Regions from separate parts of the Mus musculus genome. Here regions 2 and 3 are each linked to region 1. The links are chromatin loops, found by intact Hi-C in ENCODE. Cell type or tissue: heart. All regions are shown on one strand.

Region 1 (5,000 bases):
AGTCTAATGTCAGCTCTTGGTAGTGTCTGTGTCCCATCAGAATTCCATCCTCTCTGTGCCCACTGTACAGCAGGCATGGGATAATGCCTACCCCATGGTGTACACTCTCTGCAGGTGTTCTTTGACAGTGCCAACGTCAAGCAAGTGGACGTGCCTACGCTGACTGGAGCCTTTGGCATCTTGGCATCCCATGTCCCCACACTACAGGTCCTACGGCCTGGGCTGGTAGTGGTTCACACAGAAGACGGCACCACGACTAAGTACTTTGGTGAGTGTGGCCCAGGATGCATAGACGTTCAGGTTTGAGAAGGGCAGGGAGAAAGCAAAGGGAAGAAGCTTGCCCAGCCTGCCATGACAAAGATGTGGTCATCTGGGGCACAGAGTAAAGCCAGCAGCTGACCTCGCCATAGCTGGGCAGGAAGACATGGAGAAATGACGGTTGAGGAGCTAAGCCTTTAGGGTAAGATAGCCTTGGTGTAGGAGGGAGCCGGTCTGAAGGACCCACGTTTCCGGGTTGGACTTCCATCTTGCCCCTTCTCCAGATGAAGGGGTGTGTCTTGTCTTCTCTCATATCTCATTATTTAACAATACCCACGATGGAACCCAGGGCCTGGAGCTTTCTAGGCAGGGGATACAGCCCATGGTCATCGCTGGGGGATTCCAGCCGAGGGCTCCGGGCTCCGTCCACGAGTCAGGCCCCCACACACTGTTGTTCTGTATGGTTATGTTTGGGCAAGTACCAGAGCAGGCGTGGCGGTGAAGGTGGGAAGGATGTGTGCACACATGTGACGGAAGGACATTGGTGGCACCCTCCTTCATAAGCTCTTTCTGTCTTTGTTCCTTTGAGATGGGCAGAACCTGAGTTTGCCACATTCTTAGCGAGGCAGGCTGGCCAGTGAGCCACAGACACTCTCCTGCCCTACTCCTCACCATTAGGATTGGCTTCCCGCAAACTCTGCTCCTTCTCTCTGCACAGTGGGTACTCTCTCTGCACTGGCTCTGGGGCCCTTCAGTTTCCTTTTCGGTTTGCTTTCTGATTTTAAAGCAGTGTTTCCTTAGCCATGCTGACTTTGAATTTCTGATCCTCCACCTCCTGGGTGATAGGGGTGACAGGTTTATGTTGGCATACCCAGTTTCTGCCTTGCTGAGGGTTGAACCCAGGATCTTGCACATGCCAGGCAAACACAGTACCCACCGAGCCTCAGTCCTGGCTCCTCTTTTACACTTAGTTTGAGGGAAGACCTCTCTGTGTTGTCTTGAGTGGCTTTGAACTGGCAGTCCCCTACCTCAGCCTCCCCAGGGGGCTAGGCGACAGGTGTGCACCGGGCCTGGCCATCCTTTGCCACCATCCACATGCTTGGCCTGTGCCCCAGTCTTGCAGGGTCACTCTGCAAGTGGCCTAGAGTGGGCATTGGCCTGGGGAGGCAGAGGGCTGGTGGCCCTGAGCACACATGGGCGGTGAGGCTGCCCAAGGAGGCTGCTCAGACCCTCTCCTCCACAGTGAGCAGCGGCTCCGTCACTGTGAATGCCGACTCCTCTGTGCAGTTACTAGCTGAAGAAGCTGTGACACTGGACATGCTGGACCTGGGGGTGAGCAGTGGATGGGAAACTAAGGCAGGGCAGGGCAGGGCAAGTGCTGCTCACAGGAGTGTGCTTTCCTGCTTCCGGCCCTGCCTGTCCCTCACACTGGCCCACTCCTCTGCAGGCAGCCCGGGCCAACCTGGAGAAGGCGCAGTCAGAACTGTCAGGTGCGGCGGACGAGGCAGCACGGGCTGAGATCCAGATCCGTATTGAGGCCAATGAAGCCCTAGTGAAGGCCCTGGAGTAGGTGGTACCTACTGTCTGACACCCACGGGGAAACTGAGCCAGGTCCAGGCCGATGAGAAGTTCCCAGTGGGCTGAAGTGGCCACCAGGGGTCAGCAGTGCTCCAGTTGCTGGGCTTAAAGCTTCCTGGTGCCTGTCTGCCAGGTCATGGAGGATTCCCCAATCTGGCATCCCCACGATGCCTCTGGAGAGATGGCCTTGATTGCCCCTCAAAGCCACCTGAACCGTCGTCAACTTACCCAGCCTGTCTCCATTAAACACCAGGAACCAACTGAGTGTTCTGTTTCTAACTGCACAGCACAAAGCTAGGGCTCTCTTCAACCCTGCCTGGGGTTCCTGTGTCTGGCTGGGCCCCCAGAGGCAATCGGCGACTCTGGGTAGGAAACATGGTGGCTGGTTGTTGGGGTGCTGCCTGCTGGAATGGGTGGGATGGGCAAGCGTTGAGGGCAGGGCATGAAGTAATGGGTGTGACTAGTGCTGCTGGCCAGGCAAAGCGCCCTGACCACCAGCCAGGCCCCCCTGTCCCACCCCACAGGCTCTGGGAAGAATCGGGAACCACCTGCTCCCACAGAGGCTCCGCCCTAGGCACACCCAACCTGTGGGTGGCCCTAGCCTGGCTGGCTGCCTTCCCAGTCCCAGTTGGCACCTCCTTAGGCACTTAGGCCCCTAGCTGCCCCTGGGTGGGGTGGGGAGGCCTGGTAGGGGGTGGCCTTGGCACCACCCCATACCTTTGTACAACCACCCCTCCCCTTCCCACCCCACCCCCATGGCCAGGTATTATGCTGGCTTGCCCTCCTTTTATATAACCCACTTCAGCAGCCTGAGTAGAGTGCCATGGGGGGATAGGGGGAGCAGGGAGGCTTTGAGGGTGGTGAGTAGGTCTGAGCCTGCCATCACTGGGTCATCTGAAACACCTGGACAGTGACCAGGCGGGCTAGAGCCTGAGTGAGGCCTGTCGCACTGTATCAGGGCCCTGTGTGGGTGACTCCCTATGGCCACATGTGCCTGATCTGGGCATGAGTGTGCTAGAACCCTTCCCTTCCGACACTTGCAGCCTGGGGGTATTCCAAGATAAGTCACAACATGGTCATCTAGAGCCCCACGTTCCCAGCTCAGTGGTGTGTGGGCCACAGAGGTCACTGAGGTCATCGGGCTGGACAGATGTCAACAGGAGGCCCTCAGAGCAGCCTGGCCTGGCCTAGTATACCTTGTAGTGTGAATCCTTCATATCTTCCCCACCAGAACTCAGGGAGATATCTCCTATGAGGAGGTGTGAGCTTTGGAGCCTGGCCTCAGGACAGGACAGCCTGTGCTGGCTGGGCTGTGTCCTGGGACAGCAGAGCAGTAGGGCGGGACTGAGAACCTGGAGGTTGGGACCTTCCTGGAGGGCAGGGCCTGGACAGATTACTGAGTCTTGGGCTTCATGCTAAGGACAAAGGACCACACAGGAAGAAGAGACAGGAAGCAGGCAGTCTGGGCACCCTGCATTTATTACAGTGGCTTTCAGTCTGAATGGTGTCAGAGCCAGCCCACCTCACCTATCCCTTCCCTGAGGTCCCTCCAGAGGCAAACCCTGCCTCTGACCTCCACACTGCGCAGCTTCAGTTTGTACTTCTGAACAAACTCCTGCTCATCCCTCAAAGTCTCTGGGCCTCCAAGTGTTCTCTGGCCTGACCATGACCCTGGGAGACTGGGAGTGTCTGGCACGCCTGTCTGCTTGGGGGCCCAGCATGCCTGTCCAGAATGATCAGCCAGAGAGGAAGGTGACCTAGGAAGGAACTGGCCTGGGAGGGGCACCCAGGGTGGTGGTGGTGCTCAGACCAGATAAGTGCAAGAGACCGCATACGTGGACAGGAGATGGAAGGTTAGGGAAGTGATGGAGGGTCTGGCCACGCTCAAATGACAAAGGGCTGGCTCCTTGGTCCATAGGTGGGTGAGTGAGTATCCACCCCAAAGGCCAGGGCCAGGGCCAGTATGTGCCGATGCATCTGTGCTGTGAGAACAGATCACACATGCCAGGCTGCAGAAGGCCTTCCTTTGCTTGTCTGGTACTTTGTAATTAACCCAGAGGGGCCTGGAGATACAGACACATTCAGCCAAGCCCACTGATGACCTGAGCTGACTTCTGGGACCCATATGCTGGAGTGAGAACCAACTATGCTATGGTGTAGGGTGCATTAGGGACTGGGCTACTCAGAGGTCACACAGGTGACTGGCCTAGGCAAGGCCAGGGATGGATGAATCGTCACAGAAATGGCCTCTGAGGTCATCGTTAAAGGATGAGGAGGCTAGGCAGCTGTCAGGGGCACCTACTGCCTAGCAGGTGACACTACCCTGTTTTCCTGGACCTAGGCTGCTGACTAAGGAACCCCTTCCCGTTCCGCCCCCCCCTTCCACACGCGGGCGCCCCCAGGCGGAAGCACCAGGCCAACAGGAAAGGGGGCGGAGCAGGGAAGCAGGCCAAACACCCCCCCAATCCTAATGTGAGGTGAACCCCAGTACATGGGGAGGTAGGAGTTACCCAGGTCGGTGACACCCCTGAGGCACTGCTCTGTGGGTGCTGCGAAGCCCTAGGGCCGGTGTCCCTGTCCAGGCCAGCAGGCGGTGGGGTGGGGTGGGGGGGTTAGGGAATGCGTCACCATTGCCCGGCCCCCCGCCCCTTGCCCGCCCAAACTCCACCCCAGGGAAGGCGGCGCGGATAAAGGCTCAGGGGCCGCCCGCCCGGCCCCAGACCGGCACGGCCACCTCTTGCCAGGACCCATACGCAGGTCATCTGGAGCAGTGGTGACCCAGGACCTACGGAGCCGGTGAGTAGGGGCGGGACCGCACGAAACGGAGAGGGGCCCCCACCCGCCGTAAACTTCTCAGGCTGTCCCACTCTTTGTTCTTTGAATCGTCCGCACCTAGTGTGCCTCAGGACCCGGAGCCCTCCAACTTGTGGGGTGGGAGGGGCTGCGCACTATGGGCACCGCCCTGGCGGGACTGCAGCTCACGCCCCCCAACCCCCCCCCCCCCCCCGCACTCAGCCAGTGACCTTGAACTGTTTGTAGACTCAGTTTCCCTTTATGTGCGGTCTTAAGTCTTCTCTGCATTGCTAAGTATAAAGGTTCTCAACGGACCCTCCCCACATGCAGACCCCCAATTCTTGGCGCACCCCTTCCCCAGCCAAGACGCA
Region 2 (5,000 bases), 220 kb before region 1:
GGTAGGCGGATGTCTCTGAGTTCTAGGCCAGCCAAGGCTACACAATGGGACCCCATATTTGTCCGTCTTCCTAAGCAGGGTGTCTCTTAGCAAGGTGTAGCCCTGGCTGTCCTGGAACTCACTCTGTAGATCACGCTGGCCTCAAACTCAGAAATCCCCCCGCCTCTGCCTCAGGCGCCGGAGTATAAAGGCGGGAGCCACTGTTGACATCTGCCTCACCTCCTGTCTACAATGCCCCCAGTGAGGGTCTGGGCGGGTCCCGGACAGAGCACTCATCTCCAGGATCCAAAAGTGTCAATACAATCTGAAAATGATGTGGTCATGCGTGTCCGTTCCTTGTACTTTAACTTCGTGATACACTTCGTGATTCATGACTTCACACCCTGTCTTCAACAGAAAAAAAGCTATGTAGGAGAACTTCAGGCCTCAGTTTCTCCCAATCTAACGTGGGAAACCGTCTTTTCAGGTGCGATAGCACCACCTGGCGGCCTCCACTGCTGGGTTGAAGCCCCGCCTCCATGATGAAAAATCTTACCCTGGGCGCAGTTCCGCTGGCGCCCGGCAGGCGGCGCGCACACCCTGCGGCGCGAGTCGGATGCCTTTCAAGTTGCCAGAATTGTATCTTGTGAATTAGGAGACCTGTCATAAGGAGACCTGTCATTATGTCATTATGCTTGCCACCTGGACCCTTGGCTAAATATATCCCTGCCATAAAAAAGGGACCAGCAGATTTAGGCTTTTGTCTTTGAAGATTCTATCAAAAAATACTAAGAACAGTATTTTAGGGGTCAGCAACAAGGTTCAGAAGGTAAAGGCACTTGCTGACAAGCTTGGCGTCCTGAGAATCTTGGCATCCCAGAATACACATAAAGGTGGAAGGAGAAAGCCGACTCCACTAAGTTTTCCTAGGACCTCTATGCGTGAGCTGCTGAAGCCCTTCTGGTCTCGGTCTCTTTCTCTCTCTCTCTCTCTCTCTCTCTCTCTCTCTCTCTCTCACACACACACAGACACGAGAGAGAGAGAGAGAGAGAGAGAGAGAGAATGGGAATGTATGTTGCTTTCATTATCTTGGCAGAATGTTTTGGGGGGTTGCCCAAGTTTACAGGGGACACACAAGATGATTAGAGGGAGAAAGATCTGCTAGTAGCCCGTTTGATGCTGGAGAAGAATGCTGGTGTGCAGGCCCAGCTCCACCCCGGGGCCACACCCCAACACATCAAGGTGTCTAAAGTTTGAAGGCGCAGTTCGCTGCCACCTGCAACTTTCTTAGCCTTGCAGGCTAAGGTTCCAAGCAACTGCTGCAGTCTCAGATTCTAGGGAGGATTCCGGGAACTTGGATTGGCCGGAGCCACCCCATCTCTCCAGACACTCACACAAGTGGCTTTCAAGGGGCAGACTGCTCAAGATCCCCACAACAGTCTAACAAGGGACCTGAGCACCACCTATGGGGAACTAGTCGAGGTCGGGGGTTGCCCTGAGCACTGGCGTTACCCACTAGAATCGTCTCAACTTCTAGCTGAGCTCACATCATGCCTCGGTTTCCCAGCCTGCAAAATGGGACCTCAGAATCCAGTACTCTCCCGAGACGAACTGGGTAGACCGAGGCAGGGGCTTCACTGAGTTGGTTAAAGGATGGCCCTCCTTTCCCTCGCTCCTAGGTACGGTCGTCACGGTTCCTCGCATTTCCTCGAACGCGCGCGCAGCCCAACCCGGTGCTTTTGCGCACGCAGCGCCCTCACACCCCAGCGTCCCAGCCCCCGCAGATCTAGCCTAGCCGGGGGTTTTTAAGCCCATTTCAGAGACGTGGAGCCTCAGGCCCGGAAGGTTAGGGTAGCATAGTGGGCGGAGGTTCCAGCTCCAAGCTTGGCTTATCCATCTTGCGTTCCGGGTGAAACCAGGAAACGGCCGGGGGCCCAGGTGACTTTCCGCTCAGAGGTGGGGCGAGGAACCCTTTTTAACTCTTCGGGATTCCCGCGATGGGGCTCTCGCAGCCCCGCCCTCCCGCTCGCGGCCTCTGCGCCGTGGGCTGCGGCGTGCACTTTGCGCACGGTCCCTAAGATGGGGGCGGAGCGTCCCTCAGTCCGGTTCCCCCTTCCTTTTATTATTTATTATCATTTAAAGGGGCCGCGACCTGAAGTTTTCCGTCCACTCTGTGGCGGCTCTCCGGCTCCCCTCCACCTCCTCCCACCGTGGACGTCCTCAGATTGAGTTGGAGAAGGGGGACCCCGGTGTGGTGTCCTGGGAAAGCTTGGAAAGGGGGACCCTGGAGAGACACCCACCACCTCCTCCTGCGTCCCCGGGGCTGCTGAATCACCGGCGAGGTATTTGCATCTGAGAGCAATTTGTCACACGGCGATTCGTCTGCTGGGTGGGGGAGGGGCGGGGCGGGGGGCCCGGTCGCGCGCGGAGACCTCGTCCCTATCCGATCCAGACGGATGGAGATGTAGACGCGGCCTGGAGACTCGGTGAGGCGGGTGACCCCGAAGCCAGGAGCGTGCACTGGGCACCAGGGGGAGGCCAAGGGGGAGAGAGGCCACCGGAGGCCACCAGCAGGCTGGACTCTGGGCTGGGCTCCGGGCACCGGGGCATGCGCCCCCCGGGCCACCCCGGGCGGTAAGGCCTTTTGCAGCGCGGCTCTAGCGATCTCTCCTAAAGGTGGCAGCGTAGGGCACCCTGGAAACCGACAATTGCGGGGTCTCCAAAGTTAGGCAAAGACGCGCGCGTAGAGGGGTGCAGGGCTGAGTATGCGACTTGACGGATCAGAGTTGGGGTGGCTGTTGCGGTTGTAGATCTTGGAGACCTTCATCCGGTACACGAGTGCGCGGGGGTCGCGAGTGCGCGCTGTCCCCTGGCGGAAGGAAACGGACCCGGGGTGTGTGTGTCTGTGTATGTGCGCGCGCGCAGAGGACTGGGGGCTGCGCTCTGGGAACATGGTTTTGCTTTTTCTTATTAATTAAAAAAGATGTTTGGAGATAGGATCTTACTGTGTAGTACGGGCTGACTTAGAACTCGAGTTAAAGCTCAGACTAGCCTGAAACTCGAGGCCATCCCCCTGCCGCAGCTTTCCTTCCCAAGTGCTTGGGAAAATCCCAGGCCGGGCGCGCCACCACGCCCCGGTACCTACAGTTCTTTTTCTCTTCCAAACCTGTGTCCAGCGGGGTCCGCCCATCTCCCCCCCCCCATTTCGTTCCCTAGCTCCAGTGTACTACTGGGACTGGGGTCTCCACTTGCCCCGCGGGGTGCGCCCATCCAGATCCCTCCGGTAGGGTCCCCTGCCCCCCCCCCCCCGACACAAAAGAGGGAGCAGGAAGCGCGGAGTGCGCGCGTGTGTGTCAACTCGCAGCGGGTTTGTCAAATATCTTCCGTTTTTTACGACTTGGGCAGCAGGGTCACCCCCCCTCCCCAGCTCGCTCTTTCCAAGAAGCCTTTGAAATACCGACTCCACTGGGGGGGTTGTTTGTTTGTTTTTTTGTTGTTGTTTTACATTTGTCCTCTGACTGGGGTGTGTTTTTGCACACGTCTCCTGGGGGGGCACAGTGCCTTCTTTCCCAGCCCCCTCCCCAGCTCCTGCCCTTCCCCCTCCACCTCCCTTGGAGGAGAGAGGGGCCCCTTTCGCCACCCTCGGGCCCTGGCCTTGCACAACTCCAAATAACCGTGTTTTGCAAGGCCTGGCCGAGCTAGTGACCTCTCTCTCTCTCTCTCTCTCTCTCTCTCTCTCTCTCTCTCTCTCTCTCTCTCTCTCTCTTCCCTCTCTCCCTCTCCCCCTCCCTCTCTCCCTCCCTCCCTCCCTCCTTCCCTCCCTCTCTCTCTCTCTCTCTCTCTCTCTCTCTCTCTCTCTCTCTCTCTCTCTCTCTCTCTCTGACCTGAGGCTTGGAGGTGGTGGGGGGACTAGGGTGTGGCTCTGGGTCTCTTCCCCACTGCAGCCAGATCCCCCTTCCACAAACACCAGCTACCAGTTCCTAGTAGATCTTTCTGAGAATGCCATAAATTGAGGGTGGGGGCCAAGGACAAAGGGCTGGGGGAGGGGTCTATAAGGATGGGCAACGTTGGCTCAGGGTACCGGTACCTCTAGAGGGTGGGGGATGTCCAGGCCTGACCTAGGGGCAGCTTTGGGGTTTCCATCTGTGTCCCTCCAGGGCTACCAGCCCCACCAGTGGAGGCCTACCCTGTTCCCCTCCCCCACCCTCCACCAGGAAGGGTCATTAAACCAAACAGACCTGGGTGGGGGGACGGGAGGCTGGGAGAGGGGCTTCCTCTAGCTTTTTCCTCATGCCTTCCCCCACCCCACCCTCAAAGAGGGGGCGTCGCTTTCAGCATTTCCGTGGGGGGGGGGTTTGTGCTCAGCGGGGTGGGGGAAGGGCGATGGATCAAGCCAGATAGTGTCCAGAAATGTCCCCTCCAGCAGTTCTTGAGTCTGGTGGACCAGGGTGACCAGCAGCCACAGGGTGTGGAGGGACTGAGTGTTGAGGCCACTCATGTGTCCAGGCCTCCAAGGTTTCTCTTTCTTGGGAAGCCTAGGCTGAAAGGGGTGACCCTTGGCATTCTTTTCCTTTGGGGCCACCCACCTGCCAGAATTCTGCTGAAAGTGTGGGGTTTGGGGTGACCCCAAAGGAAAAGGAAGGGGTCTAGGGAAGGGGACATTAGACGTCCTCATTCTCCTTGAAGATCTAGAGAGTCCTGAACTGCAGAGGTCTCCTTAGGCAGGGGAGCAGATGACCAGGATGTCTGTTGAAAACAACAGCCAGGAGTTGTCTGCCTTCTTCACACACTGGGTTGTTGGGGTCACTCCCAGGGGTTCTGTACGCAAAGACTTTTGAGGTTCAGGCTAGACAGAGGATGGCCTGTCAGATTTTCTGTCTGCAAGGTGGACTAAACTCTCCCCTTGAGCCATGGTCCCTTGATTTCAGGCCATTTGAGTGTTGCTGGGCACTGTCCACTCTCTTATTGGTGGCTTATGGGGGGGGGGAGTGTCGAGTTATGGCCTGGAGCCAGGTGGGACC
Region 3 (5,000 bases), 80 kb after region 1:
GGTGGTGGGGCTGCTTTTGATCCTAGTTGTTAACACAGAATTTTATCCCAGTTGGTTCCTGCCAGTCCTTCGTAGGCATCCTCTGTTTTGTGTAAAAGTCACTTATAAGACTGGTGCTCCCTTTGAGACAAAATTACATTCAGATCCACACTCCCTTGTCTTGGGTCTGTTTGTCACCTCTCCTTCTCTCCAAATCCTTGTCCACCTGCAACCAGAAACCGAGTTTCGCCAGTGGATTGAGGACCCAAGTGAGGTTTGTCCCATCTCTGCTGTGCTGCAGCCTCAGTGGCCAAGGGGATGCTCTCTTTCTCCTGCCTTTGCTAGATAGTGTTTGCGCATACATGTATATGTGTGTGTTAGTGTGTGTGCATGTGTATGTGTGCACGCATGTGTGTGCCCACGCACACATGTGCCTGTGGAGGTCAAAAGAGGGCATCAGGTCCCCTGACGCTGGAGTTACAGGCTGCTGTTAGCTGCCTGATGTGCATTCTGGGAAATAAACTCAGATCTCCTGCAAGAGCATCAGTCTGCACTGTTAACCACAGCTCTACCTGTGTGTGTGTGTGTGTGTGCACGCATGCACGTGCCTGTCTGTGCATATGAGCCTAAACTCCAGGCATCCAGAGACAGGATTAGAGGCATGCATCATTACACCTGGGTTTTTGTTATGGATTCCTGGGATCGAACTCAGGTCCTTGAGTTTGCATGGCTAGCACTCTAGCTCCTGAGCCTTCTCCCCAGACTCTTTCTCTTTGTTCACTGCTGAGAGCTGAGAGATGCACTGCATGTAGCAGTGAACTCAATCTAAGACTGAAGTCTACACGTACTGCTAGTCCAGGGAACTTCCAATTGTGGATGTTCTGAAAGATTACATTGGAACATCACAATCTCCTCTGAATTAAGGTAGCATAGCACTGGTATTCCCAACATCCAAGACCCCAGTTAGGTCGTGAGGGGACCTTAGGAGGAACCGCATTGCCCTCACTGTGTCCCTGCTCAAGTTTTACAGTTTAGCCCTGATGTAGGATATTCAGTGCATAATGGACAGGACAGTCACTTGTCATGGAATCTCAGAGGACCCCCAACAGGAAAAGACATGGGAAAATGCACTAGCAATGGGGGTCAAGGCCTCTGTTCCTGGGTGCCCGACCCTGGCACATCTGTTCACTGAAGCTGAGGAAGAAGAGAGTTCATAGTGAGTGGGTTAAACAGGGACCAAGTTAACTGGTTCATGGGTAAGTGAGTTAGTAATGAATGGATCAACTGGCAAGTTGGTTAAACCATGAAGAGGTTACTAAATGGATGGGTTGATTAGTAAACGGCTAAACTGATGAATGGGTTGGTTAACTGGTGACTGGGTTTAACTAATTCCTTACATTACCATCTTTTGCTCACTGCTTCTGCTTCAATTGTGAACCTATAGAACCAACCTTGCTGAGAGACCTGGCCATCCCATGCATCCCACGGACACGCTCACACCACCCACTCACCCACATCCCCTCCACCACGCATAACCTCCAAGCTTATGCAGACCAGTAATGCTTGGTGGTGACAATGTGACAATCCTCACTTCAAGAGAATTACCTGAGAATCAGTGGCCTAGAACACACACACACTGCCCACTTTGGCCAGTGCTGTCAGGAGACCCTAGTACTGCCATCTAAGCTTCTGGGCCTGGGATTCCTGACCCCATGTCACTTGTGGCACAAGCCACCATCCTAATGACACCCAGGGTGCAGGCCCGTCATCTCACCTCTGTGGCCAACAACAACACTTGTTCTCCATCTGTAATAAGCACAGTAGAAAAACACTTAGGTTGGAGAGATGGCTCTTCCAGAGGATGGAGGTTCAAATCCCAGCACCCACGTGGCCCCTCACAACTTCCTGTAGTACTCCAAGATCTGATGGCTTCACACAGACATGCATGCAGGCAAACGCCAATGCGCATGAAATGGGAATAAGTAAACCATTTTAAAAAGGAAAAACAGTCATGAGAGACCAGGTCAGTGACATTGCTCAGGTGAGCAGCCTAACTGCCTTAGTTAAGAATTTGAGTGTGAACCTCACCTGCAGTGGTGGCACACGCCTTTAATCCCAGCATTTGGCAGGCAGAGGCAGGTAGAGTTTGAGGCCAGCCTGGTCTCTACAAAGTGAGTACCAGGACAGCCACAGCTATACAGAAAGATCCTGTCTCAAAAAAACAAAAACAAAAACATTTGTCGGCAGCCAAACTGGAAACTTCCAGTTCTAGAAAAGTCCATGGATACAGGTCCTGGATGCAGCCCCCCTCCCTCCCAGTCGCTGACTATGCTTGGGGACCTAGGTATGAGGCCATCTCACATTCTATTTTCCACTTCAGGACTTGGGCATCCTCACTGGATGGCTTTTTTTTTTTCCCACATAGGTGGGATAACTTCCTTCTGGGGTGGGAATCGGGTTACTTCGGAAGCTGGAAGGTACTAGAAGTCTGTGAGGAGCTCGTGAGGCCTTCGCCTTCCCAACCCCCCTCTGTCTTCGCATAGCTGCTCGCAGGCGGAAATCTGTCTGGAAAAAGGGCCCACTTTCCGTCTCAGGAACCATTGCAGGATGTAGGAAAACTGGGGCGTGGACTACGGGCTGAGGCGTGGTCTAGGGAGGCCGCCGCCGTCTGTGGGAGGGGCCATGATGTGAGCTCCATCTTCTTATTGGCCAGCAGCGGGGGGTGGGACTTGGAGCGGGCCTCCCGGTCTACCCTGCCTCGGGCCCAGGGGGAGCCCTCGCCGCGCACTCCACAAGTTGGGCAGGAGGGAAGGCGGTGGAGGGCGTGACCGATGGGCTGAGGCGTGGCCCGCAGGAGGTGGCGCGCTCTTGGGGGGCGGGGTCGAGGCGCAGGTACGCAGTTCCCATTGGGCGGCGGCGCGGGCGGGACTCGGCGCCGCTGTGAGGCAGGCCCCGCCCCTAGCCCGCGGGGATCTGCGCGGCGGCGGAGGCGGTGAGCGCGCGGGCTTGCGGCGGCGGTTGGCGGGCGGGCTTCCGCCGTTGGGACCGCCGCGGCCTGGTCGCTCAGGCTCGGACGCCGCGTCAGGCGGGCTGGGTGGGTGAGCCCGCTGCGGCCTGGGGAGGGCCGGGCGGGGTGCAGGCGGAGAGCCTGGGGAAGGGCGGCGGCTGGGCTGGACCAGCTGGGCCGCGTCCGGTTCTGCGCAGGGCCCACGTGCGGCCGAGGCCCCTGGGGGGCTGAGAACCTCGTTTCCTGGTGCAAACCCTGTGTTTCTGACCTAAGTCCCCTTCTCTGCAGCCTGAGCCCCATCCCTGCCGAGAGCCTCGTATTTCCGGCCTGATCCCTATCTTCTGCAGCCTGAACCCCGTATTTCCGGCCTTATATCTCTCTTCTGCAACCTGAGCCCCGAGTTTCCTACCTTATACCCCTTTTTTGCAGCCTGAACCCGTGTCCTTGCTAAGACCCCGAGTTTCCTGCTGGAGGCCCCTTATTGACCGGATACCTCGACCTCTGCAGTATCAACCCAACATTACACACATACACACACACACCCCGTGCCGCCTGAATCGTGAATTTACTGCTTGGTACCCTGTCTCAGCAGCCTGAATTTATGTCCTTGCTGAAAATTCTGGATTTCTTGCCTTATTTCTTCCCTTTGACCCCCTCTCTGCAGTCTAAGCCCCCAATTTGCTGCTCGAACCTTATCCCTGTTGTGAACTCTGAGTTTCATGTCAGAATCGCAGTCTCCGCGCCCAAACTCCCTCTAGCCTGACCTCCCATTCATTGCTGTAAACCCTATATTTCCTGCTGAACTCAAGTTTCTGCAGCTTGAATCTCAGTTCCTCTGTGAACCCCATCTTTGTTTCCCTACTGCAAACCCCACCTCTTTTACCTGACTCCTACCTGAACCTCTTTCTTTGCTATGGACATATTTGCTGCCCAAACCCCAGTCCTTGTTACCTGAGCCTCATCTTTTGTTGTCTGAGTTCCCATAACGCTGCAGAGCCCTTGTTATCTCCTGAAACCCCACCCTGCTTTAATGAACTCCCATCCTTGCTGGGAACCCTGTTCCCCCAACTCTGCTGCCTGTAATCCCTCTGGAAAACCTTTCCTGCTTCTACGATCCCTTCTACTACATAAACCCTTGTTTCTGCTGGTAGTTCCCTTGTTCCTGCCGTCCTTCCTGCTGCTTTGGTCCCCCTTCCCCCATCTTTCCATTTCTGTTCACAGCCCTGGCTGCTTCTGCCAGAACCCTGCATCTGTCCCTGTCCTTCCAGGGAATGGGGTATGTGGAGTGTGGTGTGTGCTGCAGCCACCCTTCAGGCCCGAGGCAGGGAGGGCTTGTGAGCTTTGCTGCTGCAGCATAGTTTGCGTGCAACCTTAAAGAGGGGATCTGTTAAATTTTATTTACAGAAAACAAGACATTTCCTCAAATTCCAGGGCCCTGCACTTGACTGTCACTTGGCTCTTTGCCCAACGTCTCAAGACCAGGCTCTGAATTGACCTGTGTCCTAGAAGCTGGGTGTGCGGCTAGCCTCTGCCCTGGAAGATTGTGTCTGTGTGAACCTCACTGCTGCAAGCAGCACCTTTCTAAAACACATTTCATTGCAGGGGACCTCTGGCCTCAGTCAAGCCTGTACCACCGCACGCCCAGATACTCCTTTCTGAGTCATGACGGATGCCAAGTATGTCCTCTGCCGATGGGGGAAGCGACTGTGGCCTGCGAAGGTGACAGCCCTTATTCTCTTAATTTCAGGAATTAGAAATGACTTTTGGTGACAATAAAGTCTTCATCAGGCTCTGTTCCTCAGAGTAACTATGAGAGAGAGCCGAGCCTGAATGCTCGGCACTGGGATCTGCTGGCACGAGTCCCAGGGTTCCCTCCACTCCAGGGGGTTTTGGTCTGGCGCTTAGGAGGCCCTAGATCCAGAATTGTCTTTAATTATTTCTCACACTAAGGGGGAAAAAAAAAAACAAAAAAAGAGTCATCTATAAAAAGGCTCAGAAGGCTGTGACCACAGGG

Evidence for each region. Peaks named below come from ENCODE experiments on the same cell type or tissue, not always from the same donor. Only the 100,000 strongest peaks of a DNase experiment are listed, where the experiment ranks them.
Region 2: a loop joins it to region 1, with 2.7 times the contacts of the local background. A loop is called at or near these places in 1 of 42 quality-filtered maps.
Region 3: it touches region 1 in a loop (6-fold over the local background); 1 of 42 quality-filtered maps calls a loop at or near these places.

The regions. Positions count from the first base shown.
Region 1 is chr10:80,143,718-80,148,717 of GRCm38, forward strand. Atp5d (ATP synthase, H+ transporting, mitochondrial F1 complex, delta subunit) reads left to right here. Exons shown (of 4, transcript NM_025313.2): 2 at 115-268; 3 at 1,502-1,590; 4 at 1,706-2,101. The coding sequence ends at 1,828. It overlaps Midn (midnolin), which reads left to right and starts at 4,555. Exons shown (of 9, transcript NM_021565.2): 1 at 4,555-4,632. In heart, CTCF peaks have their summits at 1,910 (motif pointing right) and 4,258 (motif pointing left); DNase peaks (open chromatin) are centred at 1,684, 2,384, 2,954, 4,564 and 3 weaker places; H3K4me3 peaks cover 3,881 bases; H3K27ac peaks cover 3,018 bases.
Region 2 is chr10:79,924,936-79,929,935 of GRCm38, forward strand. It overlaps Arid3a (AT rich interactive domain 3A (BRIGHT-like)), which reads left to right and starts at 2,406. Exons shown (of 9, transcript NM_001288625.1): 1 at 2,406-2,465. Gm40715 (a long non-coding RNA gene) reads right to left here and starts at 2,056. Exons shown (of 2, transcript XR_001779822.2): 1 at 1,527-2,056; 2 at 1-654. In heart, CTCF peaks have their summits at 2,640 and 2,841; DNase peaks (open chromatin) are centred at 536, 2,036, 2,806, 3,346 and 2 weaker places; H3K4me3 peaks cover 4,669 bases; H3K27ac peaks cover 4,526 bases.
Region 3 is chr10:80,223,734-80,228,733 of GRCm38, forward strand. It overlaps Pwwp3a (PWWP domain containing 3A, DNA repair factor), which reads left to right and starts at 2,865. Exons shown (of 14, transcript NM_023431.5): 1 at 2,865-2,971; 2 at 4,589-4,705. The coding sequence starts at 4,649. In heart, a CTCF peak has its summit at 2,758; DNase peaks (open chromatin) are centred at 1,738, 2,008 and 2,758; H3K4me3 peaks cover 3,096 bases; H3K27ac peaks cover 3,045 bases.